2 separate regions of the Mus musculus genome follow, and region 2 is linked to region 1. The links are chromatin loops, found by intact Hi-C in ENCODE. Cell type or tissue: heart. All regions are shown on one strand. Each heading gives the region's core, and the rest is flanking DNA. Links, peaks and the distances in the headings are about the cores only. Region 1 holds the start of Gm46174 (a long non-coding RNA gene). Region 2 overlaps Desi2 (desumoylating isopeptidase 2).

What was found. Peaks named below come from ENCODE experiments on the same cell type or tissue, not always from the same donor. Only the 100,000 strongest peaks of a DNase experiment are listed, where the experiment ranks them.
Region 2: a loop joins it to region 1, with 2.6 times the contacts of the local background. A loop is called at or near these places in 3 of 42 quality-filtered maps.

The regions. Positions count from the first base shown.
Region 1 is chr1:178,293,906-178,310,496 of GRCm38, reverse strand. Gm46174 (a long non-coding RNA gene) reads left to right here and starts at 10,119. Exons shown (of 3, transcript XR_001779565.2): 1 at 10,119-12,689. LOC115487370 (a long non-coding RNA gene) reads left to right here. Exons shown (of 2, transcript XR_003948789.1): 2 at 734-3,961. In heart, for the core only: a CTCF peak has its summit at 6,901 (motif pointing right); a DNase peak (open chromatin) is centred at 6,896.
Region 2 is chr1:178,197,809-178,214,399 of GRCm38, reverse strand. All of the region lies in intron 1 of Desi2 (desumoylating isopeptidase 2), which reads right to left. Among named protein-coding and RNA genes, the nearest start is that of Desi2, 19 kb to the right of the region's middle. In heart, for the core only: no CTCF peak of the experiment used is centred there; DNase peaks (open chromatin) are centred at 8,329 and 8,519.

The sequences.
Region 1 (16,591 bases), core at 3,315-11,314:
GTGCTTGCCTAGTTGCAAAGCCCTTGGGTTCCATCTCCAGCACTGACAGGCAGGGCATAATAGTGCCTGCCCAAGAGCCCAGCAGTTGAGAGATGGAGGCAAAAGATTTCAGAACTTCAAGGTCATCTTTGGCTATGTAGTGAGTTTGACAATCTCCCTTACCACTTTGAGCACAGATGCAATTGGGCAACAAATTGTGCTCCCTAGTGGGCAATCTGTTTATTATACTGTTTATTGGGTGTGCAAAAGCAACTAACAAAACTCCACTGAGTATTTGTGTTTCTAAAAGATTCTACAATTAAATGTTTTTGTTTTTATGCACGTGTGTGTGTGCTAGTGGAATGTGGTGTTCATTTGAGTGCCAAGGAGCCAAGATGGAAAGGTGGAGGTCAGAGAACAATTTGAGACGGTTCTCTTCTTCCTCCTTGTGGGTCCCAAGGATAGAACTGGCAGGCTTGGCAGGGAGTTTGTTTTCCCACTCACACATCCCACTGGCTCCAGATTCTGCAAATTTTTGTCAAGAATTTTTTTGTTTGTTTTAAAATAAAACACAGGTGTGGCTAATTGCACACAACCAACTATATAGCTGTTAGGCCCTCTTACAGAAAATACCCCTGTAATTACCACCTGGGTCAAGAAATACAATTTGACAGCTTTGAAGAGGACCTGTGCTCTACCAAGCACAGGTAGGCAGCCATGCAATTAACAAATGTATTTATAACTCCTGAACCAGGAGAGGGAGCCCCTTCCAGAGGGAGGCTCAGGACTGGATGTCACCAACAGCTGTGACAGTGGGATTCCAGCAAGACTTCTGAACTGTCAGGCACGGGGAGGAGGGAAATGAAGAGGAGGAAGAGAACTCCTATGAACTGCTGCCAAACTTCGGTCAGCTCCAGAAACACCCAAGGAAAAGGCTAAGGAGCAAGGGGATGGCAGACTTGGTGATTACTCTTGCTTGGGACTCTGGGATGACCTGCTCCTTGGGGATATTTTTCCTGCCTGTGCCTCCCCAAGAGTCTGGGAGGTTTGCAGGGACTGGTGGGTTTCTCTGGCCGACCTTAGACTTCATCCAGATAAGACTGCTTGCATTGGTTAAGCATTTCAGCCCTTTTCATGCACATCTGTTGAACTGACTTATAAACGTGCCAACCCTTTACAGCACTTAGTTTTCCAAGTAGCAGAACCTGCTAAGCCCCCAGGAGACCCACAGCTTTCAGATACCATGGTTGATAATCCAGTGTGGAATGAAAATGTTCTGACTCTGACCCTAAGTGTTCTGATGTGGAGGGCCTTTTGGGGTGCTGCTTGGCAGGAGTCTGACATTGGCCAAGGACAAGGAAATGGGCTTCAGGCAGGAATCTGACATTGGCCATGACAGGGATGTAAGCTAAGGCCGGAATCTGACGTTAGGGCATGATAAGGAAGTAAGTTTCTGCAAGAATCTAACTTTAGGCTATAATAGGGAAGTGGGGTAAGGCAGGAATTTTAATCCTAGGATGCAACAAAAGAAGTAGGCTTCAGGCAAGATCTTGGGCTTGGACGAGGAAGTGGGCTCAAGTATTTTGGTCATTATGTTTTTTTTTTTTTTCTTTTTAAAGATTTATTTATTTATTATATGTAAGTACACTGTAGCTGTCCTCAGACACTCCAGAAGAGGGAGTCAGATCTCGTTATGGATGGTTGTGAGCCACCATGTGGTTGCTGGGATTTGAACTCCTGACCTTTGGAAGAGCAGTCAGGTGCTCTTACCCACTGAGCCATCTCACCAGCCCAATTTTGGTCATTATGACAAGTCCTTTTAAACAACTGTCATGGGAGTATGGGACTTTACTTTCTGCCTTGTTAGTTCCTTATTGTACTGCTTGCCCAAAATACTTGCATGTAATTAAAATGGTATAAAGAGTGGATTGGGAAAATTAAATTTGCCTTCAGTCTCAGAATTGACTGGGGTCATGCTACAATGTTGTCTTTTTTCTTTTTACTCCTCACTCCCACGCTGGAGAACCTGTTGACTTACTGAGCAGGCTTAGTCATTCTGTGCTTTCTGGATTCTCCTTGAAGACCTCACCAAGCAGTTGCTTCAGACTGGGTGAGTTGAACCTCCTTCACCTGGAGCTACAACTCTATTGCAGATCACCCGCAAGTGGCTATTCACATGTGTCAGAGAACATCACCCAGCTGGAACTCAGTGGCCACCAAAAACATCTCCAGAATTCTGATGTCTCTGCCTTAGTTAGAAGATACCCCAGCATTGCCCAACTCAAACTAAGTGATGTCATGCTAACGATTCTGACTGTGCGATGGTTTGTCCAAGACCCCTATAGGTTCCCAGTCGATGTTTGGGGAAATGGTCCAGTCTTGCTGGAGGAAGTTCATCAATTGGAGCAGGTTTTGAGAGTTCCTAGCCTTGTCCCACTTGCAGCTCACTCTCTTTGCTTCCTACTTCTGAAGATGTGATCGCTCAGCTTGTTCCAGAGTTTTGCTGTCCCCACTATTAAGGACTCTAAACCCCTGGGAGTGTAAGGCAAAATAAACTTTCCTATAAACTGCCTTGGCCATGGTGTTATCCAAACAGCAGAATGCTAACTAATGACAGACTGCTTTCTAGAGTTCCCCAAACAGAGCTACCTGCAATGCTTATCAGGCACCAACTGCTCCTGTTAATCCAGCATGCAGGAAGGCTTTGGCCTCAAGATGAGCCAAGAGCTTTTAAGGTAAAGAATGCAGAATTGCAAAAGCCCATTGTTTAGGAAGTATAAGCACAGGGTGTGGCCTCTTTTCATGCAAATGTAGGAATAATTACAATTGATAAAGCACTTGGCTTTATTGTATCAATAAAAGTGATAAAACATTTCATTACTGGCTTTCCCTTACCCTTAGTTATACAAGTTTTTAGAGAACCACCCAAGGGAGATCTCTCTCTCTCTCTCTCTCTCTCTCTCTCTGTGTGTGTGTGTGTGTGTGTGTGTGTTTGTGTGAGTGCACCAGAGTTTGACACTGGATGTCTTTCTGTTTTTGGCTTTTCGAGACAGGGTTTCTCTGTGTAGCCCTGGAACTCACTCTTTAGACCAGGCTGGCCTCGAACTCAGAAATCCACTCTACCTCCCAAGTGCTAGGATTAAAGGTGCACGCCACCACTGCCTGCCTAAAAGTCCCTTTTAAAAAGCCCAAGCCTGTGGTTCCTACTGTGGTCTGAATGAGAATGTCCCCCACAAGCTCAGTGTAACTTGAATGCATAGTTCCCAGCTAGAGGGGCAGATTGGGGATGCTTGGGCTTGTGTGACAGAAGAAGTGTGTCACTTGAGGTGGCCTTTGATTGCTTAGGGCCTACTCTTCATTTGTTCCCTTGACCAAGCCAGCTCAGCCAGTCAACAGGTTCTCAAGGGCAGGAGAGAGGATTAAAAAGAAAAAAGACAATTAGACCACATTGTAGCAGGGCCCCAGCCTTTTCTGAGGCTAAGGCATGTTTATTTTTTCCCCCCATCTCCTTTTATACCATTTTAGTTACATGCAAGTTTTAAGGTTGGCTAGCAGTTGAGGAACAAGCAATACAATAAACACAAATAGTCAAGCAGCAAGCACAGCAATAAACAAAGTCCCGCGATCACTCCTGAGATTCCTGTTTCTCAGGGCTTTTCAGGATGGCCAAGATATCTGAGCCTGCTTCCCTGTCACATTCATGCCTGAAGCCCACTTCTTTGTTCTAGCCTAAAATCAGATTCTTGCCTGAGCTTATTTCCTTGTCATGGACCAATGTCAAATTCATGCCCGAAGCCTATTTCCTTCTCCTGGCCCAATTTCAGATTCCTGCCAAGCAGCCCCAAAAGCTCTCCACACTCCCCCTGCCACTTGAGGTTCAATATGCGCCAGCCATGACTGCTTCCTGCTTCCTCCCACCAGAATGGTGAAGTGCTCTTGCCCATCTGGGACCTTAAGGCTAAATAAACCCTTCCTCCTATAAGGTGTCCTGGTCATGTCTTCTTATTTCAGCCATAGAAAAGTAACGAAAAAGTAAGTAAAAAGTCAGGGCCAGCTGGTGAGATGCCTCAGCAGGTAAAGGTCTTCATTGCCAAACCCAATGACTTGAATTCAATACGCAGGACCCACCCACATGGTGGAGAAAGAGAACACAGCACCCTCTCCCTGCACACAATATGTCACGTGTGCATCCAACACACAAAAGAAAACATAACTAAAAACGTGATGTGTGACACAGTGATATGAAGTGCCTGTATTGGCTTGGACTTCAAGGTATGTCCTGGAACTCACTCTGTAGACCAGGCTGGCCTCAAACTCAGAAATCCGCCTGCCTCTGCCTCCCAAGTACCTGGATCAAAGGTGTGCACCACCCCTGCCCTGTGTAATGTACTAGTATCTGTACTAATGTACAGTGTCTGTTTGCTCTTTGATGGACTCACACATGCAAGCAATACATTCCGATGATGTGCACCTTCAACGTCCTCCTCCCACCCCTACTTGGGAACCTCAACTCTTCTGTTTCTCCCCAGTCCCCCCAGTAGGGGCCTCCTGAAAGATCCTGACAGAATGTAAAAGGTCACAGAAGCCCTGAAATTGGCAAAATAGATTTCATTGCTAGCAGAACTAGCTTCACTGATTTAGAAAAATAGAGGTGCACAATGCTCTGGCCCGCTCCTTGAGCCCGTGTGTCTGCCAATGTTTTGATCCTTCCTTGAACCCATGCATGTGCCCACTGATGAAGCCCATTGCCAGGTGTTTGTGATATTGGTTGCTGGGATAGAGTCGGAAAATCTCCCCAGCAACCACAGCCGGGCCAATCCGGAGTTGCTACACCTGCACCAGACTCTTTCCTTGTACCCCTCCCATACCCATTTCTTGAGAATAGACATTGTTTAGATCTGGAAATCCCCTACTCCCCCCCCTTCTCCTTTCCCCCCTGAGGGCCTATAAAAACTGAGACCCCTTTCCCCTTGAGGTCGACTCCTCTACCCCTGTGTGGGATATGAGTCGTCCCCAGAGCTCTGGCTTTCCCCAATAAAGCCTCATGTGGTTTGCATCAAGCTTGGTCTCTTGTGAGGCTTGGGTGTCCGCTATTGTCCTGAGGTCTGAGCAAGGGGCTCCTCTTGGAGTCTTTCACTCCCACTTCCTATCCTCTCCTTAATTTTAATTAATTACATGATTTTTGGTTTTCTGAGAAAAGGCTTCTTCTCTGTGTAGCCCTGGCTGTCCTAGAACTCAGTCTGTACACCAGACTAGCCTTGAACTCAAGAAACCTACCTGCCTCTGCCTCTTGCTGAGATTAAAGGCTTGCGACACCGCTGCCCGGCCTTATTTTTACTTTTTTAAAAATAATAGTCCAGCTGGTCGTGGTGGCACACGCCTTTAATCCCAGCACTTGGGAGGCAGAGGCAGGCAAATTTCTGAGTTTGAGGCCAGCCTGGTCTACAGAGTGAGTTCCAGGACAGCCAGAGCTATACAGAAAAACTCTGTCTCAAACAACAACAACAACAAAATAATAATAATAATCCACTAGGTCCAATCATGCTGCCTGTTGGAATATTGGCTGATCTTGTCACCTTGGTCTTGGTTACAATAAGCTCATAAGTGCAGTAGGTCTGTTCACAGCAGTGCTGTCTACTCCCCAACTCTTACCTTCTTCCTTCCTCCTCTTCTGCGATGTTTCTAATCCCAGGGGTGGAGTGGGGGTGGGTGCATCTTGATATAGAAGTCCCATTTAGGGATAAACACTCAAAAGACTTTTTTTCTTAGCCTTTCGGTCAGTTATGAGTCTTGCATTAACTACTGACCACTGCAGAGAGAATTTCACTGGCCAAAGCCAAGGATAGCGCCAGTCTATTGGTATAAGTATAAATATTTCAGAAGCATTTGACATCATGTCATGTAGTAAAACAGTAGTCGTAGTTTCTTTCTAGCCATGGACTTAAAAAAAGGATGTATCTTAATTATGTGAATACACGTGTGTTGGACTGATTCTGTATATATGTGTACAAGGTCCAAAGAGACCAGAAGATGGGAGAAGATGCCCTGGAGCTAGAGTTATGGGTAGGCAAGACACCTGATGTGCTGCTGCAAACTGAAATGAGGTCTCCACAAGTGTATCACATTACTGTTGAGCCATTTCTCCAGCCCCAAGCCATGGGTTTTGGACCAGCTTTACAACTCTGGGCCTGAATTCCTTCCTGTGGAATAGTCCTTTCTGCCACTCTGCCTCTCTGCTTCTGCCTCTCTGCCTCTCTGCCTCTCTCTGCCTCTCTGCCTCTCTCTACCTCTCTGCTTCTGCCTCTGCCTCTCTGCCTCTGCCTCTCTGCCTCTCTCTGCCTCTGCCTCTGCAATGCTGGAATCTTTTCTTCTTCCTTCTCCTTTTCTTCCCCTTCCTCCTCCTCCTCCTCCTCCTCCTCCTCCTCCTCCTCCTCCTCCTCCTCCTCCTCCTCCCCCCCCTCCTCCTCCTCCTCCTTCTCCTCCTCCTCCTTCGTTTTTCAATAGGGATTCTCTCTGTAGCCTTCTTGGCCTTAAACTAGAGATGTGCTCGCCTTTGCCTCCTGAGGGCCAGGATTAAAGATGTGCACTGCCCCCCCCCCCGAAAACTCTTCCTATTTTAAAGTTATATATTTAAATTATCTTACAAAATAGTAGTGGGATTCCATAGAGTTTGGAGTTTGTTGGTGTCTTGTTTTATTTTTGTTTTGAGACAGAGTCTTGGCTGTGTGGCCCTGGCTGACTTTGAACTCACAGAAGCCTGCCTGCCTCTGTATCGCAGGTGTATACAGGGCTTTTCTACAGCCTGAGCTCTTGTCCACTCTCCTAGCCCCTCCTCTACTCTTTATAGTAGTTAATTTTATTCCAAGAAAAAAAATGCATATGGAAGTCACTTCTGTTATAGGAGTCTTGTTTTGCCTATTTCACCACCAGGTGGCGCCACAGCACACTTACCCGTTGCTGCTTAGATGGACTTCCTCCTAATTTACTAAATGGGGCAAGTTCAGTTACTTAAAAACAAAGAACTTGTATTTAGTTGCATCATGAAACCCTAAACATCCTAGAGAATGTAATGAAGACTAAAAATAAATAAACATATTGGTCTGGTGTAGGGGGAAACATTGGAAAACTGGAGAAATGGAAGGGGGGGGGGTCATCTCACTGTTGCTTTATGAAGTTCACTTACACCAGGAAGATGTGTAGTTTTCTTTGCAATGATCCTTTCCCAGAGACTCCATCATGGTTTTCAAATGTTATTGATTGAAAATTTTAAGGCACTGTGTGGTATCACAAGCCTTTAATCCCAACGCTAACAATGAAAAGGCAGGCAGATCAGTATGAGTTCAAGGTCAGCTCAGTCTACATATAGAGTTCCAAGCCAGCCAGGACTACATGGTGAGATGCTATCCCTAAAACAAACAAACAAACAAACAAACAAACAAACAATAAAATCTCTTGGACAATGTTTTTTTGGATCACTAAAGTGTGGGGGTTTAACTCAGAAGAGAGTCCTGAGATAGAGGGTACAGACAAGTTCTGCTAGTCTTCTGTGGAGATTAAAAAAAAATCCTTTCATGAACAGAGATGTACAGGGCAATTTAGGGTCAAGGGTCAAATGAGTTTTCAGGCTGTGAGTGCTGTGCTCCAGGCTCTGAGATGGACAGAGGCTTAAGAAGCCTCCTGTGATCCTCAGCCACAGAAGCCAAGCTGTGGTTCAGGCCAGTGACAGCCCTGGCAGAGCCCCTGGAGGCTAATTTGGGCCTTTCATTCTCATGGAGCCTCCAGTAGGCATATGACAGCAGTTTTGCTGTGGAATGGTCACTGGGATCGTGGAGAACATACCAAAAAGACCAGAGAGAGTGGGGAAAAGAGACCAGTTTTCACCTTGAACACTTGACGTGTCATTTAGAGGCTTGTCTGAGCTTCCCACGGTGTGAGTAAGCATCAGCAAAGGTGAATGACTGAGAGGACAGACGATCCACTCTGGGATGGGTCTACTGCGGGGAACACTGCACACTTGATGCACATGTGCAACCTTGTGTCCACAGCTGTGCTGGCTGTGGGATTGCAAAAGGACTCTTGGCCTGGTGAGCAAACCTGCTCATTTGGTTTCAAGGGAATTTGTTAGTACTACAACATGGGAGAAGAGAGACAGGTAATTTGTGTCAGGGTAGGCAGGGGAAGTGAGAGCATGCGCGTGCGTGTGTGTGTGTGTGTGTGTGTGTGTGTGTGTGTGTGTGTATTATGAGGGAACAGGGATGTAGCTATAACCCCACCTCATCATCTAAGAATGGGTTCAATGTCCATTGGAACAATTTGAATTTGCCCTCCAAGGCTGTCCTTTCATGGAGATTGGCTGACCTCACACCAGGTAGCTCTCACCTGCTTGGGTGTTGACTGAACTCCCCCCCGCCACACACACACACCCCTCCTATGATGTATCTCTGATCACAAAAGACGCCCTCTGTACTGTACTGTCTCAGTGTGACACCCCTTCAAGCTGGTGCCCAACAAGCTAGTGTGGGATTGGCTGTTGTTGACTGTGTGGTGGCTAAACTTGGTAATCAACCTGACAGGATTTAGATACCATTTAGCAGCCCTGTGAATGCTACATCCACTCCAGTAGTGACTCGAGTGACAGGCCTAGAAACCTGGATGCAGTCCCAAGGTGAAAAGTTCACAGAAACTTAGCCTCCTGGAACCTTGGCATTCCCATAGCATGTATGCTCCAAACCTGTCCCTGTGTTAGTCTGGTGTATGGATCTGTGTGCTCTCTTTCAGTACTGTTTTATTATAAGTGCCTTTAAGGATTGATTTTGACATATAGCTAAGCCTCCACCAGTGTTCCAATGTCCTAGGAAGTCCTTGAGCCGACCCTGAGCTTGGAATTCAGTAAGAATGTTACCTATTCAGAAACATTCAAATTTACCTCTAGTAGAGACAGTGAAAGTAATCAGGCATTACAATTTACTTGAATAGAGCTAGAAAGCCTAGAGCTAGTCTACATCATAATTACTTAGAACAACAGCCGTGTCACACCCATACACAGGAATGCACAATGGCCTAGGAAGAAGGTGGGTTGTGGTTTTAGGAGGAACTGTAGTATTACTCATGAAAGGGTTAGTAGAAGGGAATTCCCCTGGTGCAGGTTTTTTTTCACTAGGCCCTGAGGAATAGCATAATCAGGTATTTATTTACTAAGGGACCCCTGGTGGTGGGTTTAACAATAGATTATCATTGAATCAGACCACTCACCTGGCTCCTGTGTTTAGCTGATCTTAATTAAGGGTCGTTCCTATTCTCAGTTGTAAACATGGCCTGGCTGCCACTAGCTTTTTATGTATGCATTTTCTTTGTTTTGTGTCGATGTACCTTGGTGAATGTGTTCACCTAGCTTTCGTGTTTTTCTTCTGTATTAAAAGTCTAGTGCATAGCCGGGCTTGGTGGCGCACACCTTTAATCCCAGTACTCAGGAGGCAGAGACAGGCGAATTTCTGAGTTCAAGGCCAGCCTGGTCTATAAAGTGAGTTCCAGGACAGTCAGGGCTATACAGAGAAACCCTGCCTCCAAAAACCAAAAACAAACAAACAAACAAACAAACAAACAAAAAAGTCTGGTTCTTGATTGGAAAAAACCCAAAACATTCAGAAACACACTCTCTCTGTGTTGGTGTCTGTTTGTCATCCATGCCAACTCCTTGCTCGCCTGTAACCAGAATTCCGAGTTTTCCTGCAGATCGAGGACCAGACTGAGGTCCGTCTGCAGCACCTGAAGGCATTCCAGAAGGGTTTAACTGAGGAAGGAAGACCCACTCTAAAGAGTAGGCAGCACCATCCCACCACCTGGGGTCCCAGACAAAATAAAAAGGAGGCGCTGAACTGAGCACCAATGTTCATCTCTGTTTCCTGACTGTAGATGGAGATGCCCACCTACACCCCCTCCTGCCATTATAGACTGGGCCCTTAAAATGCCAGCCAAAGTAAAACCAACCAGCCTTTCTCCCTCCCTCCCTCCCTCCCTCCCTTCCCTCCCTCCCTCCCTCCCTCCCTTCCTTCCTTCCTTCCTTCCTTCCTTCCTTCCACCTTCCTCCTTCTTTCTTTCTTTCTTTCTTTCTTTCTTTCTTTCTTTCTTTCTTTCTTTTTTCTTTTTTTTGTGAATGTAAAACATTTAATTTAAAAATGTTGAACACTACAATATATAAAATAGCTATTATAAATGCACATAGTGTATTCTATAGCTGCCAGGTTTACTTTTTATTTTTAAAGGAAACTGTTACACTGTGGCTAAAACTTGTATCTTCAACCTTTGAAAAAGCCCACATTCTATCACAGTGATGTATGGTTAAACACTTGGATCAAGTCATAACCAGTTTTATTGCAAAAGGACCCTGTACACATTTATCAATTCTAGTACCTTAATAGCTACCCAACAAGTCATTAACATACAGAAACATGCACCATGAAAAGCAAGAAGTATCACCCATCCCTTCTGCGTATTAGCAACTTGTCACTCCTGAGCCACAGTGCTCACATCACTGAGGTCTGTGAACAGTCAGTCACTCTTTCCATTCATCCTGAGTGAAAGATGGAATGACTTACGTACAAATGCAACATATTATAAACAATTTCTTACAAAAAAAGTCACAAATTAAACCAAAGTATTTTACAGAATTTACTACAAAATGCCATAAAAACCGCCTCAACTTAAGCTGCCCCCCCCCCCCCCGGATCCGGCGAGCCAACTGGATTGTCTTTGGGCATGATGGTGACTCACTTGGCGTGGATGGCACACAGATTGGTATCTTCAAACAACCCCACCAGGTATGCTTCGCTAGCCTCCTGAAGGGCACCGATGGCTGCACTTTGAAACCTCAAGTCAGTTTTGAAATCCTGGGCGATCTCCCTCACCAATCTCTGGAATGGCAGCTTCCGGATGAGCAGCTCAGTCGATTTCTGGTAACGAAGGATCTCTCTCAGAGCCACGGTCCCTGGCCTGTAGCGGTGAGGCTTCTTCACCCTGCCGGTAGAGGGCGCGCTTTTCCGAGCCGCCTTAGTGGCCAGCTGTTTGGGGGGGGGGGGGCTTTCCCACCGGTGGACTTCCTAGCGGTCTGCTTGGTTCGGGCCATTTTTTTTTCACCCAAAGCCGAGTCTGGGGCCCTTGCTGAGACCGAGGCGATGCTGGAAGCGCTCGAACAATAGCCGCAATCAGCTTTCTTTAGCCATTTAGTCAGTGATGAAGAAAGTCACCAACACTTGGTATAACCAATACTGGATCATGGGAGGTTCCCTAACCTCTCTTGGGTTTAGGTTCAGTTCACTGATCTGTAGAAATAGGAATTATTTTCTGCCGGGTGTGGTGGCATATGCCTTTAATCCCAGCATTTGGGAGGCAGAGGCAGGCGGATTTCTGAGTTCGAGGCCAGCCTGGTCTACAGAGTGAGTTCCAGGACAGCCAGGGCTATACAGAGAAACCCTGTCTCGAAAAACAAACAAACAAAACAAAACCAAACCAAAACAACAAAAAAAGGAATTATTTTCTATCAAATTACTAAAGTGTTCTGTTGTGGATAACCCTGGTGCTGTTTGTATTTCAAATTTCCTGGATTCACCACTGGAGGATTTAGATTTATTAGGGCTTGCAAGATTAGGATTCTAGATGATGCGCCCAGTGACTGAGTTACCCTTGATTCTGAACTAAGTTTGTGTGGTGTTTTCCTTCACATGGCAGCTTGACTAGGTTCCAGAGAGAAAGGTATGACGGCAAAGTGTGGGTTTGCCAGAAATGCACCCCAAAAGGCTGTGGGGATTTTGAAGCATGGGGCTGGTGTGGAGTGACCCACCAGTGGGAACGTAGCGAGCTGGGTGGAGAGATTTTAGAGTGCTGAGTCAGTCTCCACAAGATGAGAACTGGCCGGCCAGCTCACTCGCCAGGGCTTGCCAGCATAGCATGAATTGCATTTTTAAAGATATTTCCCGAAACAGTGTTCAGATATGTATGAAGGTGTTTTGTAAACTGTAAAGTTCTAAGGAATGGTATTGCTTTAACCTTGCAGAGATAACGCAACGAATGAATTGTGTCCTAAGTGGAAGACTCTATATAATACCATCATTAACAGAGGCAGCCTTCCTAGACCAGACTCCCATAAACACCAAGCTGAGAAGAAAGAGATACAGAAACAAAGTTAAAGTTCACTGTTGGAAAACCATGTATTTTATATAGCCCTCAAGGGGGTGGGTTCGAATGAGCTCACACAGGCAAGAAAAAGACTATAACTCAGCTCCCCCCATCTAAGCCTTTTGATGTGTGTGTGATTCATGAGCTGTGACACACATGTTACAGCCCTTAGTGGTGCCTCACTAGTAGTAATTCTTTTAACAGGGGATAAGGTGAAGGCGATAAGTTACACAATGCTCTTCTTCAGTTTAGACTTCTGGGAGCTGGGAACATGGCCTTGCTCTGTCCTGGCTGGCCTTGACCTCACCCAGCTTAACCTCAGCACCAAGTGAATGAAGGCAACCAGGGATGGGATTCTAAAGTGGGCACTAAGGAAGGGCAGGGTGTTCTTGGGTTCTGATAGGGAATTTACTAACCTTTAACCAAACCTGATTGCCTCTTTCTGTTATAGAGGCAGGCAACACACTACAGTGGATCAGTTCTGGGATCCTGTCATCAGCAGATGCCGCTTAAGTATCTCTGCGTGTGCAAGGGTGCAGGTATCCACATGTCTTTTGAGACAGGGTCTCTTAAAGACCCTGGAGCGCGACAAATAGGCCAACTGTGGCCAGCAAGCCCGAGAGATCACTTTCCTCTGTCTCCCAGCTTTGTGATAACAAACATGTACCCCGATGGCTGGCTCTTACACATGTGGCTTCTGAGCCTGGAGCTCAGGCAGCAGTGTAGCCAGCACAGCTGTCTCTGTATCAACCTGGCAGCTGCCTTGTAAGAACTGCTCCTTCATGGTACTGGTAGTTACATTTATTATTATTATTATTATTAATTATTATTATTATTTAGTACACTTTATTATAGTTATGGTGTTATTATTGAATGTGAATTAATCATATGTCTATAATTATTTGAGGACTGAATAGACGACACAGTAGCTAAGAACACATGTTGCAGCATGCAGTGGTGGCCATTAATCCCAGCACTAGGGAGGCAGAGGCAGGGGGATCTCTTAATTCAAGGCCAGCCTGGTCTACAGAGTGAGTTCCAGGACAGCCAGGGCTACACAGAGAAACCCTGTCTTGAAAAAAACCCAAACCAAACCAAACCAACCAACAAACCAACCAACCAACCAACCAACCAACCAACCAACCAGAGTACAAATTGCTTTTGCAGAAGACCTGAGTTCAATTCCCAGCACACACATCAGACGACTTACAACCACCTGTAACTCCAGATCCTAGGGGTCCAATGCCTTCATCTGGCCTCCAAGAACAAGTGCACTCACATGGTGCTCACCCCACGCAGACACATATGCATGCATGAAGTGAGTTTGGCCTCATGTCGTTTGTATTATAATGCTAATTTTGGTCCCCAGAACTGTTTGTACAAGTGTCTGTATGTATGTAAGATGCTGAAGGACCCTGTCCCCAGTTGGTTTTGACTGGTAAATAAAGATGTCAGCAGCCAATGGCTGAACAGGGCAGACAGAGATGACACTTTAGGATTCTGTGATGGTTTGTATATTCTCAGACCAGGGAGTGGCACCATCTGGAGGTGTGGCCCGGTTGGAATAGGTGTGTCACTGTGGGTGTGGGCTTAAGACTCATCCTAGTTGCCTAGAAGTCAGTCTTCTACTAGCAGCCTTTGGATGAAGACATAGAACTCTCAGCTCCTCCTGCACCATGCCTGCCTGGATGCTGCCATGTTCCCACCTTGATGGTAATGGACTGAACCTCTGAACCTGTAAGCCAGCCCAATTAAATGTTGTTTTTTTTATAAGACTTGCTGTGGTCATGGTGTCTGTTCACAGCAGTAAAACCCTAACTAATACAGATTCTCAGACTTGGAACAGAAAGGAAGGAGAGAAGGGGGCCAAATTGCCATGAGAGGGGCTTAGGATAGACCATGCCGTAAACCGGGCGTGGTGGTATACGCCTTTAATCCCAGCACTTGGGAGGCAGAGGCAGAGGCAGGCGGATTTCTGAGTTCGAGGCCAGCCTGGTCTACAAAGTGAGTTCCAGGACAGCCAGGGCTATACAGAGAAACCCTGTCTTGAAAAACCAAAAAAAAAAAAAAAAAAAAAAAAAAAGATAGACCATGTCTTGAAGGAGAGGAATCTGAGATGGCCAAAATGTAGTATAAATAGGGGACGGGCTGTCAAGAATGTAATAGGGCAGCAAAGATAAAATGTAGATTTGGAGGGTGTTAATTAAGGAATACCAGAGGGGAGTGTGTGCTAGTCACAGGGAGGTTTGGAAGTGGCCAGCCATTGAGCTAGTTCAGGTACAAGGTATGTCAAAATTAATTGGTGTGTGTGTTTCATTTGTGAATCCAGAGAGCTCCTGGGTGGGTACAGCCCGAACACCACCTGCTGAGAGCTCAGAGCAGGATTAACTAATTATCACTACACACATACATAATCTTAGAAATATGGGCTGGAGAGATGACTTAGAGGTTTAAAAACTGACACTGCTCTTGCACAGGACACACAAGTCCACTGGCTCACAACCACTTGTATCTTTGGCTCCATGGGGTTCTGATGCCTCTGGTCTCCATGGGCATCTGTACACACATGTACATCCCTGTGGGACTGTGAAAGGCAGTCTGTATTTTAGTTGAGCAAGGCTTAGTCCGGAGACCCAGTAGAAAACTCTACAAGTGAACTATGCCCCCAGACACAGACGCCTGACACCATAAGCCCTCAACTCCATCATCCTGTGACTATCAGTCATGTAGACAACGTCCCAAGCTCCTGGTATTCTGGCTATAGCCAGGTATGCTCCTTCCCACAGTTACCTGGCAACAGCAAGGTAGCCCAGCCCACTATAAAAGGGGCTGCTTGGGCCCCTCCTCTCTCTCTTATGCTTTTGCTCTCTCCTTGTCTCTTAAGTCTCACTCTCCTTCTCCCCTTCCCTTCCCCCTCTCTCCATATGGCCATGGCTGCCCTCTACTTCCCTCTTCTCCCTTCCCTCTACTCCCTTCCCTTTCTTTCCCTTCCCCTCCCCCTCACCTCCCCCCTGCCCCTTTCTCTGCCTACAATAAACACTTTCAAACCACGGACCATCTCTGCTTATTGAGATTGGCCATGTTAGAGCAATGGAGCAGGCTTCCCTCTAACCTCCTGCTGGGAGGCCTTCCTGCGCTCCAACCAAGGCTGCCAGACAACCCAAGCCACCCCCAAGCTAGCAGCCTGAGCTAGCCAGACTCTATCATCCTGTGGTAACCTTCTAGAGCTCTCCCCTTACCTTCCCCTTCGGTACCTGGGCCAGCTTCTGTCCGAGGGCCTGTTCTCAGCTCTTCATACAGAGGTCTGGGATGTCTGAGAGGGAGAACTAGTCCTGGGCCACTGTGAAGCCCAGGGACCCCAAAACCGGCTATCCTGTGGTAACCAGCGGTCTGTGGTGCCCAAGAGTCAGAGCCAACACTGTGTCTTCCCTACCCCCTAGAGCAGGGTTGTTTGGCCTGTGAAGCCCCACACCCATCCTGGGTGGTTCCATGGGGTCCCGAAGTAGTCTATCCGAGCTCTGGCGGGACGTGGGTTCCCCACCCCTTTATTTCCCCACTCGAGGCGTCCCATAGATCCACCCACACAGATATACACATAACTTATAATAAATCTTCAAAAATAATAAGACAGGACAAAAGACTCATTTTATTTGCTATGATTTGTTTCCTTTGTGATTCTTGTGTTTGATTGGTTTTGTTTTTCCAGTGCTGGGACTGAGCTAGAATTTCACACAGCCTACCACTGAGCTTTTTATAGAGTCCTAAATAATATATCAGCCCTTCATAGGTGATGCTCACAACCAAAACCATACAAGTGTCGTTCCTAGAAGAGGTCATAGCTGGTGTGGTGGTGCATAACTATAGTTCCAGGTGCCGAGGCAGGAGGATCACTTGAACCCTGGAGCCCGCCAACATCTGGAAACCCTGTCTGAAAATAAATAGATGCATAGACATCACCAGACTGCCAAAGAAAGTTAAAGGCACCAAGATACCATCAACCTGTTCCAAAGCTGCATTTCTTTGCAGAAAGTTTTTGCAATACACTGTTAATATGACTCACACATCAAAGAATTGTCAAAACATGGGGGACTCAATGGAACATGGTTGCTAGGGAACCAAAGCCCAATGATAGGGTTACTTCTTTAAAATGAGGAAGGAAAGCATGGGATACCCATAGAAGGCTGAAGATGGTTTACTTGCTCTTGTTAATACCTTAAAAAAAATTTAGGGCTAGAGAGATGGCTCAGTAGTTAAGGGCACATACTGTTCTTGCAGAGAACTAGAATTCAGTTCCCAACATTGATGTTAGCGACTCACAATCTCCTGTAACTCCAGCTCCAATCTGGATCTTCTTTTGGACTCCATGGGCAACTGTAATCACCTACAAATTACAATACCACCCTCACCCCCTACCACCACCACCATATACGTGTAATTAGAA
Region 2 (16,591 bases), core at 5,352-13,351, 98 kb after region 1:
CAGGTACCAAAGTTGAATCAGGATCAAGTTGACCTTCTAAACAGTCCCATATCCCCTAAAGAAATAGAAGCAGTTATAAATAGTCTCCCAGACAAAAAAAGCCCAGGACCAGACGGGTTTAGTGCAGAGTTCTATCAGACCTTCAAAGAAGATCTAATTCCAGTTCTGCACAAACTTTTTCACAAGATAGAAGTAGAAGGTACTCTACCCAACTCATTTTATGAAGCCACTATTACTCTGATACCTAAACCACAGAAAGATCCAACAAAGATAGAGAACTTCAGACCAATTTCTCCTATGAATATCGATGTAAAAATCCTCAATAAAATTCTGGCTAACCGAATCCAAGAACACATTAAAGCAATCATCCATCCTGACCAAGTAGGTTTTATTCCAGGGATGCAGGGATGGTTTAATAAACGAAAATCCATCAATGTAATCCATTATATAAACAAACTCAAAGACAAAAACCACATGATCATCTTGTTAGATGCAGAAAAAGCATTTGACAAGATCCAACACCCATTCATGATAAAAGTTCTGGAAAGATCAGGAATTCAAGGCCCATACCTAAACATGATAAAAGCAATCTACAGCAAACCAGTAGCCAACATCAAAGTAAATGGAGAGAAGCTGGAAGCAATCCCACTAAAATCAGGGACTAGACAAGGCTGCCCACTTTTTCCCTACCTTTTCAACATAGTACTTGAAGTATTAGCCAGAGCAATTCGACAACAAAAGGAGATCAAGGGGATACAAATTGGAAAAGAGGAAGTCAAAATATCACTTTTTGCAGATGATCTGATAGTATATATAAGTGACCCCAAAAATTCTACCAGAGAACTCCTAAACCTGATAAACAGGTGAAGTAGCTGGATATAAAATAAACTCAAACAAGTCAATGGCCTTTCTCTATACAAAGAATAAACAGGCTGAGAAAGAAATTAGGGAAACAACACCCTTCTCAATAGTCACAAATAATATAAAATATCTCGGCGTGACTCTAACTAAGGAAGTGAAAGATCTGTATGATAAAAACTTCAAGTCTCTGAAGAAAGAAATTAAAGAAGATCTCAGAAGATGGAAGGATCTCCCATGCTCATGGATTGGCAGGATCAACATTGTAAAAATGGCTCTCTTGCCAAAAGCAATCTACAGATTCAATGCAATCCCCATCAAAATTCTAACTCAATTCTTCAACGAATTAGAAGGAGCAATTTGCAAATTCATCTGGAATAACAAAAATCCTAGGATAGCAAAAACTCTTCTCAAGGATAAAAGAACCTCTGGTGGAATCACCATGCCTGACCTAAAGCTTTACTACAGAGCAATTGTGATAAAAACTACATGGTACTGGTATAGAGACAGACAAGTAGACCAATGGAATAGAATTGAAGACCCAGAAATGAACCCACACACCTATGGTCACTTGATCTTCGACAAGGGAGCTAAAATCATCCAGTGGAAGAAAGACAGCATTTTCAACAATTGGTGCTGGCACAACTGGTTGTTATCATGTAGAAGAATGCGAATCGATCCATACTTATCTCCTTGTACTAAGGTCAAATCTAAGTGGATCAAGGAACTTCACTTAAAACCAGAGACACTGAAACTTATAGAGGAGAAAGTGGGGAAAAGCCTCGAAGATATGGGCACAGGGGACAAATTCCTGAACAGAACAGCAATGGCTTGTGCTGTAAGATCGAGAATTGACAAATGGGACCTAATGAAACTCCAAAGTTTCTGCAAGGCAAAAGACACCGTCAATAAGACAAAAAGACCACCAACAGATTGGGAAAGGATCTTTACCTATCCTAAATCAGATAGGGGACTAATATCCAACATATATAAAGAACTCAAGAAGGTGGACTTCAGAAAATCAAATAACCCCATTAAAAAATGGGGCTCAGAACTGAACAAAGAATTCTCACCTGAGGAATACCAAATGGCAGAGAAGCACCTGAAAAAATGTTCAACATCCTTAATCATCAGGGAAATGCAAATCAAAACAACCCTGAGATTCCACTTCACACCAGTCAGAATGGCTAAGATCAAAAATTCAGGTGACAGCAGATGCTGGCATGGATGTGGAGAAAGAGGAACACTCCTCCATTGTTGGTGGGATTGCAGGCTTGTACAACCACTCTGGAAATCAGTCTGGCGGTTCCTCAGAAAATTGGACATAGTACTACCGGAGGATCCAGCAATACCTCTCCTGGGCATACATCCAGAAGATGCCCCAACTAGTAAGAAGGACACATGCTCCACTATGTTCATAGCAGCCTTATTTATAATAGCCAGAAGCTGGAAAGAACCCAGATGCCCCTCAACAGAGGAATGGATACAGAAAATGTGGTACATCTACACAATGGAGTACTACTCAGGTATTAAAAAGAATGAATTTATGAAATTCCTAGCCAAATGGATGGACCTGGAGGGCATCATCCTGAGTGAGGTAACACATTCACAAAGGAACTCACACAATATGTACTCACTGATAAGTGGATATTAGCCCAAAACCTAGGATACCCAAGATATAAGATACAATTTCCTAAACACATGAAACTCAAGAAAAATGAAGACTGAAGTGTGGACACTATGCTCCTCCTTAGAAGTGGGAACAAAACACCCTTGGAAGGAGTTACAGAGACAAAGTTTGGAGCTGAGATGAAAGGATGGACCATGTAGAGACTGCCATATCCAGGGATCCACCCCATAATCAGCATCCAAACGCTGACACCATTGCATACACTAGCAAGATTTTATCGAAAGGACCCAGATGTAGCTGTCTCTTGTGAGACTATGCCGGGGCCTAGCAAACACAGAAGTGGATGCTCACAGTCAGCTAATGGATGGATCACAGGGCTCCCAATGGAGGAGCTAGAGAAAGTACCCAAGGAGCTAAAGTGATCTGCAACCCTATAGGTGGAACAACATTATGAACTAACCAGTACTCCGGAGCTCTTGACTCTAACTGCATTATGTATCAAAAGATGGCCTAGTCGGCCATCACTGGAAAGAGAGGCCCATTGGACACGCAAACTTTATATGCCCCAGTACAGGGGAACGCCAGGGCCAAAAAGGGGGAGTGGGTGGGTAGGGGAGTGGGGGTGGGTGGGTATGGGGGACTTTTGGTATAGCATTGGAAATGTAAATGAGCTAAATACCTAATAAAAAATTAAAAAAAAAAAAGAACTGTGTGAGATAGTGAGACAGGAAGATGATGAATTTGATTTCTGTGTATAAAAGCCCATTAAGAATGTAAGTCAATTCCAATTTGGTAAATGTTAAAAGTGAAACATAAAGAAGCAAATTTTGGAGGTTTTTCTGAAATGTGCTTTCACTTATTTTGTCTTTCATACTAATAGTCTTTGTGAAATAAATAAAGTGTAAGCCAGATGTTGTGGTGCATGCTTTTGATCCTAGCACTTGGGAATCAGAGTAGTTTGCTGCCAGCCTCCCAGCCTATTCTACAGAGTTATAGGAAATCCTGTGTCACCCTGGCTGGGCTGGAGCTCATTATGCAGAAACCCCCACCTAGAAGAACAATCACCAAAAAAAAAAAAAAAAAAAAAAAAAGGTATATAGGTACATTTTGTCAGGGAAATAACTTGTCCAATGAGTGGCTGTCAGTATTGATCATAGTGGCTAGCCTTATGTCATAACAACTCTACTTCCTAATAACTATCCTCATGTGGCCCCAGTTTTTCCTATATGATCTTGAATTTCTCTCAGTTTAAATGGCTCTGCACTGAAAACATTTCAGCACATATACTTGTTAATTGGAATGATGCAGTTGAGGGGGAAAAAATGACACTGGACAGTGATAACTATTCTGAAAGAGTTGTGTTTACACTGGGAGACTAAAGGAGAAAGGGGCTCTAAAACAACAAGGTAGGAAGTTTGCTTGACCACAGCAGAGACACAGGCAGTCCGTTTACTCCATGCAACAGGTGGAAAGGAGTAGTTATAGGCCAGTGGTGGTACAAAGAGAACACTTCATTTTTTAAAATCCACCTTTCAGTGAAATAAGCTGTGAAGTCATCTTGGAAAGCAAGCTGAGAATAAGGAGCTCCTAAAAGAGGGTATGAAATTCTATAGCTGTCTTGGAGACTGGGGAAGTTGACTGACCAGAAAAATAAAGCAGCACTGCCAGAGAGCATTCAAGGGCCCTCTTGAGATGTGTGGTCACAACTTCTAAGTTACATCAGTCAGAGTGCTATGTGTTTTTCTCTAGCCATGTTCAGCTGCTGAAGCATGGAGTAGATAGAGGTGTTTGAATTAGAGCAGCTACAAGTGTAGCAGAGAGTGACTGATGCAAGGCTGTGGAATCTAACCCCACTCCATGGGCAAGTGTGAAAGAGTATTTCAAGGAACTCCTAAGACTGTGGGGACCAGCAAATCTGGGACCTAGGGCAGCAACATGGACTGCTACCATGGCCCAGATAAATTGACAATTAAAATTAACCACCACAGAAAACCAGTTTAGGATATATGATTTTGTTTTATGTTTTAGTTCCTATTCATCTGAGTTACAGAGCGCACCGAGGAAATTGAAGTTCAGAGAAGTGTGAGAGCTGGACAGACTGAGAAACATGGTCCTTTCCTTTGTTCAGTGCAACAGATGGAATCCAGGGCCTTGTACATGCTGGGTAAAGATGTTAAGTCGGTGGTTCTCAACCTGTGGATGGCGACCCTCACCAGTCACATCTTAGATATCCTGTATATCAGACATTTACATCAATATCTATAATAGTAGCAGAATTACAGCTATGAAGTAGCAATGAAATAATTTTTTGGTTGGTGTCACCACATCATGAGGAACTGTATTAAAGGGTTGCAGCACTAGGAAGGTTGAGAACCACTGTAATCCACTCCCCAGCCTTATAGGGAGAAAATGTGCTGGATGAGAGTACTGTTTGAGTACATCTGTGCCCTACCACTTCATTCTGGGCAGGTTTTTCTTCTTTCTAGGTCCCCATCCTTTGAGTTTCTTTGTGACTACTTGTTTTAATTTAACATAAGATGTATCATGTGGCTTCCTTTCTCCTTACAATGGCTGGTAAACAAAAAACTCTTAAAAATGTTGGCTCTTAAAAATATTAGCTCTTGTTATGAAGACTCCTGTATCTATGAATTATCGCCCTCCTCTAATTATTAAGTATTATTACACTTAAATTTTTCATTTTATTTATCTATTTATTTTTTACAGACTTCTTCAGTTAGCTTATTGCCAAGTCAATATGGAAGTGTGGGTTATTTCATGAGCTGCTTGAAACAAGTAGTTCTCTACTTGGGAACAAACATACAGACTATTTCTAAAATTTTATGTAAGTATATTCTACTTTGATTTCTGTTGTTGTGACAAATATCCTGACATGAAGCAACTTAGAAAACGGAAGGGTTTATTTAGCTTACACTCCCAGGTTACTGTTTATCATTGGAAGGAATTCAAGGCACATATTCAAGCACATGTACCGTCAAAGCAGAAAGAGAAACAAACGGATATTTGCTTGCTCTCCCCTAGCTTTCTCTTACATAGTTAAGGACCATCTGAACAGGGAATGATGCCACTTACAATTGATGTCTTCCAAAATCAAGTAACAAACAAGATGATCCCCCACAGACATGACCGTAAGACAACTTCATCTAGAAAATTAATTTCTAGTTGAGGCTCTGAAGTGACTCCAGATTATGGCAAGTTAAAAATTATTAAAAACTGGGCTGGAGAGATGGCTCAGTGGTTAAGAGCACCGGCTGCTCTTCCGAAGGTCCTGAGTTCAAATCCCAGCAACCACATGGTGGCTCACAACCATCTGTAATGAGATCTGACACCCTCTCCTGGTGCATCTGAAGACAGCTACAGTGTACTTAGATATAATTGTAAATAAATAAATCTTAAAAAAAAAAAACTCAACAAAACAAAACAAAAAAAACACCTTACAAGTAATTAAAAAAAATTATTAAAAACTTAAACTAACATCAAGAATTAAGGCTGAGTGTAGTGGCACATGCCTTTAATTCTACCACTCAGGAGGCAGATCTATGAGAGTTTGATCTATATTATATTATATATTGATTATATATTATACTTATAAAAGTTTTTTGTATGAATTTCCTGAATAAAAATGTTAAAGCAAAAAACCCCTCTATTTTTATCAATAAAGAGGAAAAACAATGATTTAAAATGTTTATTTGTAGCCTCCCCCAGTCTTGAGCAGGCTGGCTCAGACCTTGCTGCCACTGAGAATGAGACCACCTGGGGTGGAGCCTTCCCACCTAGATGGTTCTATTGTGCTGTTCTTCTCCAAGACACTACTACCTGCTGAGAGGCTGAGAGACTCCTGGGAGACACCAGGCAACCCAGTGATTGACACCTTCTTGCCAAACTAGTGCTGTCAGACAAATTGCTTACAGGCTGGCGACAGGCATCAAGAGTGGACCTGTGAGAGATGGGCTTTCTCCCTTTATAAGCACAGCATTTCAGTAAACGTTGGGGTTTTTCTTTGTTTTTTTTTGTTTTTCGTTTTTCGAGACAGGGTTTCTCTGTGTAGCCCTGGCTGTCCTGGAGCTCACTTTGTAGACCAGGCTGGCCTCGAATTCAGAAATCTGCCTGTCTCTGCTTCCCAAGTGCTGGGATTAAAGGCGTGCGCCACCACGCCCGGCAACTTTGGGTTTTGATCAGCATTTGTCTTGTCCTCTTCCTTTTCTAGCCCTTTATTCTCTTTTAGCCCCAGTCTGCTTTTTAGGAGGACCTGGTTCGTGTGGCCCTGGGTGGTCACAGTTTGGTGCCCCAACGTGTAGCAGAATCAAATGAGGGAACACTGTCTTAGGTAGAGTTCCATGAGAAGGGAAAAACAAGAAGATCGTATCTGGCACAGTAAGCAACAGGTATTCATGCTAGCATTGGCTTTAAATTTCGTTTTTTAAATTGTTGCTGTAGGTGCGATAGAATACGGGCTAAGTTTGGACAGTGTTGACCAGGCGCTGATTCCACTTAGGGGCTGACAGCGGAAAATGGGAATAGAAAATTCTAAAGAGGTATTTGTCCACAGTCTTCAAGAGCTGCTTCAGGCGAGGAGTAGGGTTTGAAGAATAATTGTTAGAATTTTCAGATCAGATAGATTTTTGCTGCCCATGGTTCAGAGAAGAAGAAACTTTAGATAAGAAAATTTGGGAGAGAATTAGAGAAGCTCTGAGAAACACCCAGGCAGATAATTTCACCCTCTGCCTCTGGGCACTTGTAAAAGATGATATTGATGAAGAGACCTTGCAGGCGTCAGATAGTACCCAGGCAGAGCTTGAAGAATCTCAGGAAGAATGCCTGCCAGAGAGGACTTTCTCAGAAAAGGGCCCTCTCAACCCTAAATTAGAAAGATATAGAGACTCTAATGATGAGCATGTTAGACAAAGAAGATCATTCAGAAAAAGGAGCTGCCAAATATTTTGATGAGGATTGCCTCCTTGTGAACCTTCTGCTCCACCTATGGCCTCCACTATAGGAGTTGCTACATAAATGGACATGCACTAAGTAAATTAGAGTTTGAAATTAAGTTACAGAAATTGACTAATGAGCTTCGGGAGCTAAAAAAGATATCAAATACAGGGAAGAACAGCTATTCTGAAATGTACCAATCCCCGCTAGAAAGAGCTGTGAGTCAGGCTCTCGGGGAAAGGGCAGGACACATCTGATGCTAACCTTTCCTGTAGTTGAGATAATTGACCAGCAAAACAATAGTCAGACAATACCAGACTTTGTAGTTCAAGGTGATAAAGGAGTTAAAAACAGCTGTTGCACAATATGGCCCTATAGCTCCTTTTACACAAGCATTATTGGATACTGTCATGGAGTCAAATTTAACCCCCCAAGATTGGAAGACTCTATGTAAGGCTACTTTGTCAGGAGGAGATTTCTTACTTTGGAGTTCTGAATGGCAAGAAGCCAGTAAGAAAACTGCTGCTTTGAATGCTCAGACAGGAAACCCAGACTGGGATATTAACATGCTTTTAGGAGAAGGTCAATATGAAAGCAATGCTAATCAGATTGGGTTTCCTGTTGGGAGTGTACTCGCAGGTTGCTATGGCTGTCAGCTGTGCTTACCTACTAAAGGGGATCTCAGTGGAAGTGTAGCCAGTATTCGACAGTGTCCTGATGAGCTTTTCCAGGACTTTGTGGATAGGCTATTAAAAACAGCTAGTAGAATTCTTGGAGATTCTCAAATGGGAATTCCTTTCATTACGCAATTGGCTTATGAGAATGCTAACACAGCATGTCTGCGCCGCTATTCGGCCACAAAAAGGAAAGACTTAGCCGGGTATATCCGTCTTTGTGCAGAGATTGGGCCTTCATATAATCAGGGCTTGGCCTTGGCTGCTGCTTTGCAAGGAACCATTGCTTGCACAGAAACGAGGGAATAATGCATGTTTTAAGTGTGGAAGTTTGGGTCATTTTAAAAATGATTGTCCTAGGAGTAGAGGTGCCAAGAGCAGGCAATCAGGCCGTGCTCCAGGAGTTTGTCCTCAATGCAGGAAGGGCAACCACTGGGCTAGGGAATGTAAATCCAAGACAGATATTCAGGGCTGTCGGTGCCAGGAAATGAGAAGAGGGGCCAGCCTCAGGCCCCAAGATACCCACAGCAGGCAGCTTATGGGGCCATGAAGCTGCTGCCCAGCCAAGTAAGTCCATTTTTGAACTTATCAGGGCAACACCAGGAAGTGCAGGATTGGACCTCTGTTCTACCACCCACACAGTATTAACCCCAGAAATGGGAGTTCAAACTCTGCCTACAGGAGTTTTTGGACCTCTACCTGCAGAAACTTGGGGATTTCTTTTAGGCCAAAGCAGTTCTATTGTAAAAGATCTGCAGGTTTATCGAGGTGTTATAGATAATGATTATGAGGGAGAAACTAAAATCATGGCTGCTTCCCCTCATGGTATTATAACTGTACCTGCTAATCAAAGAATTGCTCAACTTATCTTAGTTCCCTTACATCTGCTACCGTCCAGATTTGTTAAGAATGAGAGAGGACAAAGTGGCTTTGGTTCCTCTGATGTGTACTGGGTTCAATCTATTACTAATCAGGCCTAACCTTAAATTGATAATTGAAGGAAAAAAGCTTTGAAGGATCTAAAGTAACAATTATTAGAGGACAAGATTGGCCTTCACCTTGGCCTTTGTCTGATATGCTTACTCACCTCCAAGGAATTGGTTATGCCAATAACCCAAAACAAAGCTCTAAATTGCTAACCTGGAGAGATGAGGAGGGCAATTCAGGACAGATTCGGCATTATGTTATGACAAATTTGCCTGTTACTCTCTGGGGAAGAGATCTCTTGTCACAGATGGGCATTATAACATGCAGTCCTAATGAGGCAGTTACTAAGCAGATGCTAAGACAAGGATTTTTGCCTGGTCAGGGGCTAGGAAAGGAAGGACAAGGTATTAAGACTTTTTTTTTTTAAGATTTATTTATTGTTATGAATAAGTACACTGTAGTTGTCTTCAGATGCACCAGAAGAAAGCATCAGATCTCATTACAGATGGTTGTAAGCCACCATGTGGTTTCTGGATTTGAACTCAGGACCTCTGGAAGAGCAGTCAGTGCTCTTACCCACTGAGCCATCTCGCCAGCCCCGAGTATTAACGCTTTTGAAGGTCCTAAACCTCACTCTAACACAAGAGGCTTGGGGTATTTTCAGTAATGGCCACTATCTTGACTGCATCCTATGCTGATAAAATTCAATGGCTTAATAATATTCTGGTGTGGGTTGATCAGTGGTCTTTACCTAAAGAGAAAATAGAAGCCGCCTCTTCGCTAGTGCAGGAGCAATTAGAGGCAGGGCATTTAGTAGAATCTCAGTCTCCTTGGAATACTCCAATATTTGTTACCAAAGAAAAAATCTGGTAAATGGAGATTGTTACAAGATCTAAGAAAGATTAATGAAACCATGGTACCTGTGGGAGCTTTACAACCTGGGCTTCCATCTCCGGTAACCATTCCTAAAGAATATTATAAAATTGTGGTAGATCTGAAGGATTGTTTCTTTACTATTCCTTTGCACCCTGAGGATTGTGAAAGATTTGCTTTCAGTGTTCCTTCTATTAATTTCAAGGAACCTATGAAAAGATATCAATGGACAGTTCTTCCACAGGGCATGGCTAATAGTCCTACCTTATGTCAAAAGTTTGTGGCACAAGCCATTCAGCCTGTAAGACAACAATGGCCTATGATATCATTGTTCATTACACAGATAATGTATTATTAAAGGGAAAAGATCCTCAGAACTTGCTTTTATGTTATAGAGATTTACAACAGGCCTTAGAGGATAAAGGACTGCAAATAGCTCCATAAAAGGTACAGACTCAAGATCCTTATAATTATTTGGGTTTTAGACTTACAGATCAAGCTGTTTTTCCCCAGGATATAGTTATTTGCAGGGACAGCTTAAAAACTTTAAATGATTTTCAAAAATTGTTAGGTGATATTTATTGGTTTTGCCCCTATTTAAAGCTTACTACAGGGGAATTGAAACCTTTATTTGATATTCTTAAAGGGAGTTCTGATCCTACCTCCCCTAGATCTTTAACTTCAGAAGGATTGCTGGCCTTACAACAAGTAGAAAGAGCTACTGAAGAACAATTTGTTACTTATATAGATTACTCTTTACCTTTACATCTGTTAATTTTAATACGATTCATATGCCTACAGGATTGTTGTGGCAAAGGGCTCCTCTAATGTGGATACATTTGAGGATATCTCCTAAACGTAATATCCTGCCATATTATGAAGCAGTAGCCCAGATGGTTATACTTGGAGGGAAGCAGGCACTAACTTATTTTGGCGAAGAGCCAGATATCATTGTTCAGCCTTATAGTGTAGATCAAGATACTTGGCTGAAGCAGCACAGTATGGATTGGTTGCTTGCTCAAATAGGATTTATAGGAACTATAGATAATAATTATCCTCAAGATAGGCTGATACATTTTTTTAAATGTACATGAGGTGATATTTCCTAATATGACCTCAGCCTTTGTATAATGCTCTTTTGATTTTTACTGACGGTTCCTCTAAAGGGCGAGCCGGATATCTTATGAATAACCAACAGGTAGTCATAGAAACTCCTGGGCTCTCAGCTCAGTTAGAATAGCTGACAGCGGTACTGAATGTTTTTCAGTCTGTGAATGATGCTTTTAATATTTTTACTGATAGCTTATATGTTGCACAATCAATTCCCTCATTGGAGACTTGTGGTACATTTAACTTTAATATGCCAGCAGGATCTCTGTTTTCACAATTGCAAAACATCACTCTTGCTCGGGAAAAAATCCGTTTTATATTGGTCATATACGAGCTCATTCTGGTCTTCCTGGACCTTTAGCTGCAGGCAATGATTGCATTGATAGAGCTCTAATAGGAGAGGCCTTAGTTTCAGACCCTGTTGCATTGGCTAGATGTGATCATGATAAATTTCATCTCTCTAGACATACCTTAAGACTCCGACATAAGATCACTAAGGAGCAGGCAAGAATGATTGTAAAACAATGCCCTAAATGTATTACATTATCTCCAGTTCCGCATTTAGGAGTAGTCCACGAGGCCTTATGCCCAATCATATTTGGCAAATGGATGTAACCCATTATGCAGAATTTGGAAAATTAAAATATATACACGTTTGTATTGACACTTGTTCAGGCTCTCTTTTTGCTTCTCTACATACGGGAGAGGCCTCTAGAAATGTAATTGATCATTGTTTACAAGCCTTTAATGCTATGGGATTGCCTAAAGTCATTAAGACAGATAATGGGCTATCCTATACTGGCGACAATTTTATTTCATTTTGTAAGGAATTTGATATCAAACATAAAACTGGAATTCCTTACAACCCAATGGGACAAGGAATTGTTGAACGTGCTCATCACATTCTGAAAAATTGGCTTTTAAAAACAAAACAGAGGCAATTATATCCCCCAAGGTCACCAAAAGCACATCTCGCTTTTGTCTTGTTTTAAATTTTTTGCAAACTGATGTTAAAGGTCAGTCTGCAGTAGCATCCTTACTTCCAGTTCTTATGCCATGGTTAAATGGCGGGGCCCATTAACTAATATGGGGAATGGTCCAGACCCTGTTTTAATTTGGGGAAGAGGTTCTGTTTTTTTTTTTTGTTTGTTTGTTTTTAACAAAAAGAAGACAGAGCGCAATGGCTGCCTGAAAGATTGGTTCGTCAAGTGGACACAGACCCTGAATCTTCTAGTAAGTATGATTCCAACCTTGATGATGGCTAAAAATCTTTTTTAGCCAGAAGAGTTAATTTGGAGCAAAGCCTCCACTTCCAGAGAATTTACAGCCTTTCTGTTGATGAGGCCAGAGTTTGAGCTTGATCATTGCTAATTTGCAACTGAATATAGTACCTGGACTTCCCCCAAAGAAGCCTTTATCCTGTTGCTTTTCAATTCTCTGCTTTGTATTTCAAGTAGGTCAGTCACCGCCCTACAGCCTGTCTCCACCAAGCTTGAAACCTCGCCTCCACCAAGCACAGGTGGCAGAAATTCATCGATATGAAGAAACATATTGAGTATATATTGTGGCTTTGGTCTGATTGGGAATAAGGTGTGCTATGAAGGCCGGTTAGTCAATGATGGGTCACTGAGATTTCTGGACTATTTCAAAATCTAAGACAGACATATGTGCTAAGAGGCCGTGGTTTATTAATAATAAACCACAGAGTCATGTTTGTGCAAAATAAACACAAGCAAGCTGCACATACTCTCCTTGACAAATAGGAATAGTTCATAGAAAATCTAAGTTCCAAGCCAGGCATGGACGCCAGCCACCATAATTCCCAGGCAGGACTATGGAGCATAAATAAATTTTATGCCCCAGTCCAGCTAATTTTTATTATATATTTAGGGAGGAATTGGAGCCTCCCCCAGTCTTGAGCAGGCTGGCTCAGACCTTGCTGCCACAAAAATGAGACCACCTGGGGTGGAGCCTTCCCATCTACCTAGATGGTTCTATTGTACTGTTCTTCTCCAAGACACTGCTACCTGCTGAGAGGCTGAGAGATTCCTGAGACAGCAGGCAACCCAGTGATTGACACCTTCTTGCCAAACTAGTGCTGTCAGACAAATTGTTTACAGGCTGGCAACAGGCATCAAGAATGGATCTGTGGGAGATGGGCTTTCCCCCTTTATAAGCAGAGCATTTCAGTAAACTTTGGGTTTTGATCAGCATTTGTCTTGACCTCGTCCTTTTCTCACCATTTATTCTCTTTTAGCCCCAGCCTGCTTTTCAGGAGGACCCGGTTCCTGTGGCTGCGGGCAGTCACATTTATTCTTAAAAAGTTTATTCTTATCAAGCTTATGGGTTTAGTGAGCACCCAATTAAAAAAGAAGCAACATATAATCAAAATATTTAAAAGCTAGGGATCAGGGATCTCCACATGTTTTTGTAGCACTACTAATCATAGCCAAAAAGTAGAATTAACCACCAAGAGATGAATAGAGAAACAAACTGTGGTACATAACTACAATGAATATTATTCAGCCTTAAAAGGAGAAATTCTCAAACATAATATTAACAGACACCAAGGAATCAAAAAAAGGACAGAAACATATATGAAGTGTTTAGTCAAATTTACAGGGCAGGAAGCAGAACAGATACTTTCTCTTTTGTAAGATGAAAAATGTTCTGGAGGATGTTGCAAAAATGATGTGTGCATACTTAATATTACTAACTACATAGTTAAAAATGTCCAAGATGGTAAATTTTACATTATATTTTTAAAAACTCAAAAATCTGTAGAATTGCTTTTCTAAGACTTAAAAAAAAAAAACCAAAAACACCAACCACTTCTAGAAAAGAAAATAAAGCCAAGAAAACTTTGAAATGATAGTAAAGAGAAACTAGTGTAGTTAGATAGTAAATATAGTATGAAATTGCAATAATTAGAATAGTGTGGTAGTGAAATTAAAATTAATTGTGTATTAGCAAAAACTCAGTATTGAAATGGTAACACCATAATTTAGTGAGGAAAGACAATTCTGGTGGGAATTTAGAAGAACAGGACACTGTGTTGCATTGTTTTTATTATTAATTTAATATATAACCTGGAGTTAACTAGGAAAAGGGTACCTCAATTGAAAACCTGCATTGATCAGATTGGCCTGTGGATATGTCTAGACCATTATCTCAATTGCTAACTGATGTTAAGAGCCCAGCCCAACGTGGGTGGTGCTACCAGAGGCAGGGCTGTATAAGAAAGGTAGCTAGCTGCCCATGAGCCACACAGTGAGCCAGTAAGTAGTGTTCCTCTACAATTTCTGCCTGACTCCCTTCAATGATGAATTGTGACCTGTAAGTATAAGCCAAATAACACACTACACCCCTGCTTTTGTTTCGGTCAGAGTGTTTTATTACAGCAACAGAAAAGTAGCTAATACAAATGCCAAGAGAAATGTAGTCATTTTGGAAGCCCAAGCCCTTGTTTCAGAGGGAAATAGGAGCCCTACTGAGATCTGGGCTAGAAGTCATTTCTATCACAGCCTGGTAAAGAACCTAGCTCCACTCTGCCTCTGTCCTGAAAATATAAGTGAGAATGGCTTAAAAGTAGTGGACTACTAAGTTGTTTGGCAGGTAAATTTCTAGACAGCATAACATTCAAGGCGGTGGCCTAGTTACTACTGTTTATTGCTCTTAGAATGATGCACAGTTACAGAAGAGAGCAGGGAAACATGGAAAAAGTCCATGTTTGGCAAGGAAAGGATTGTGAGTTTAAGAATTCAGAAAGGGGCCAGGGAGAAGCCTATGTGGTAAACATGCTTGCCACAAAAGCCTGGAAATCTAGTTTGGTTCCATAACTCATGTAAAGAAAGAAAAAAGGAGAGATCTGAGTGCACAAAGCTCCTCCTACCTCCAAATGTATGCTATAGCATGACCTCATGGTAACCCATCATGCAACACACATAATAAAGATGCAGAAAAGGCACAAGTGAAGACAGCAGCTGCAATTGTTAGAGACTAGTGCCTTTAAGAGAAACCTTGCATTCTGTAATGACATAACCAGGAAAGGTGTCCTTGACTAAGAAGATCATTATCATCACCATCTCTGCCCATTGAAGGCTATTGTGAAAAAGGCAACTTTAAAAGGAGAGAGCCTGAACTGGAATGAAAGAGGAGGTTCCCTGATCAAACAAACAAACAAACAAACACAAAACAAACAACAACAAAACCCCACATGCCTATGAAAGTGTGTTCTCAGCCTGAATCGCCTCACTACAGTAGGAAGTCATATCTGTGGTATATAAGGGAACCAGCTACATCTGAAGCTAGCAGCAGAACTTGGCATCATTATTTAAACAGTACTAGTTTTGCAGGCATGCAAAAGAAGAAAGCATTGTGTGTCCCGCACCATGGTTCCAGAAGGACGCTGAGGCCAGGCAATTGTGTGTCAGGGTTAGAGTCTCTACATGGTGGCCCTAAGAAGTCACAGTATAAAAGCCGAGAAGGTGGAGCCAGCTACAACAGAGATCCCCAGGACTATAGGGTCTGAGTATACCTAAGAAAGCTACAGGCACTGAGTACAGCTGGCCCAAGAACAAGGTCCCATTTGCTGTAGGCAAACCTGGAGGGAAGGGACTACTCAAGGCTACTACAATCTAAACTATCTTAGTTAACTTCTATTGCTGTGCTAAAACACCATGATCAACACAACTTAGAGAAGAAAGTGTTTATTTGGGGCTTTTGGTTCCAGGGGGATAAGACTCTATCTCTGTCACAGTAGGGAAGCAAGGCAAGAGCATCTAGAGAGCTGATGAGAACTCACATTTTGAACCTTAAGCTGGAAACAGAGAAAGCAAACTGAAAATGACACATGGCTTCTGTAACTTCAAAACCAGCTTCCAGTGACATATTTCCTCCAGCAAGACCACCTCATAATCCTACCTAAACAGTGCCAGAAACTGGGGACCAAGTATTCAAATGCCTAGGAGTATGGAGGGGCATGTATCATTCAAACCACCACATTCCACTCTCTGACCCCTATAGACTTGTGGCTATGTCAATAACACAAAAGGTATTTAGGGGATCCCAAGATTCAAAAGTCCCCTTACTCTTTTAGTTGCAATGCTGCTTAAAAGTCCAGAGTCTCTTCTCAGACTCCACAATCTCTTAATTGTAACTCCCCTGTAAAATAGAAAAACAATTTACTTCCAAAATACAGACACAAAATATACACTACTATACCAAAAGGAAGGATCAGGATATAATGAGAATACTGGACTCAAGGAAGACAAACAGAAATTCAGCAGGACAAACTCCAAACCCCATAGTTCCATGCCTGATGTCAAAGGGCTTAGATCACTCTGCCCTTCCAGTTCTGCTGCTGGTAGCATACTTTTGTCCCTTGGGCTGGTTTCCTTCCCTGTGCACAACTCTAGGGAGAGATGTCCCATGGCTCACAGCTCCAAAACCTTGGGTTCTCTAACATAACAGAGATTCCCTTCCACGGCTTCCGACAATGGTCTTTATGGAAGGACAGCCTTGCCATATACTAGTTGGCCTCATATATTAGCTGACTCTCTGAAACTGGGAA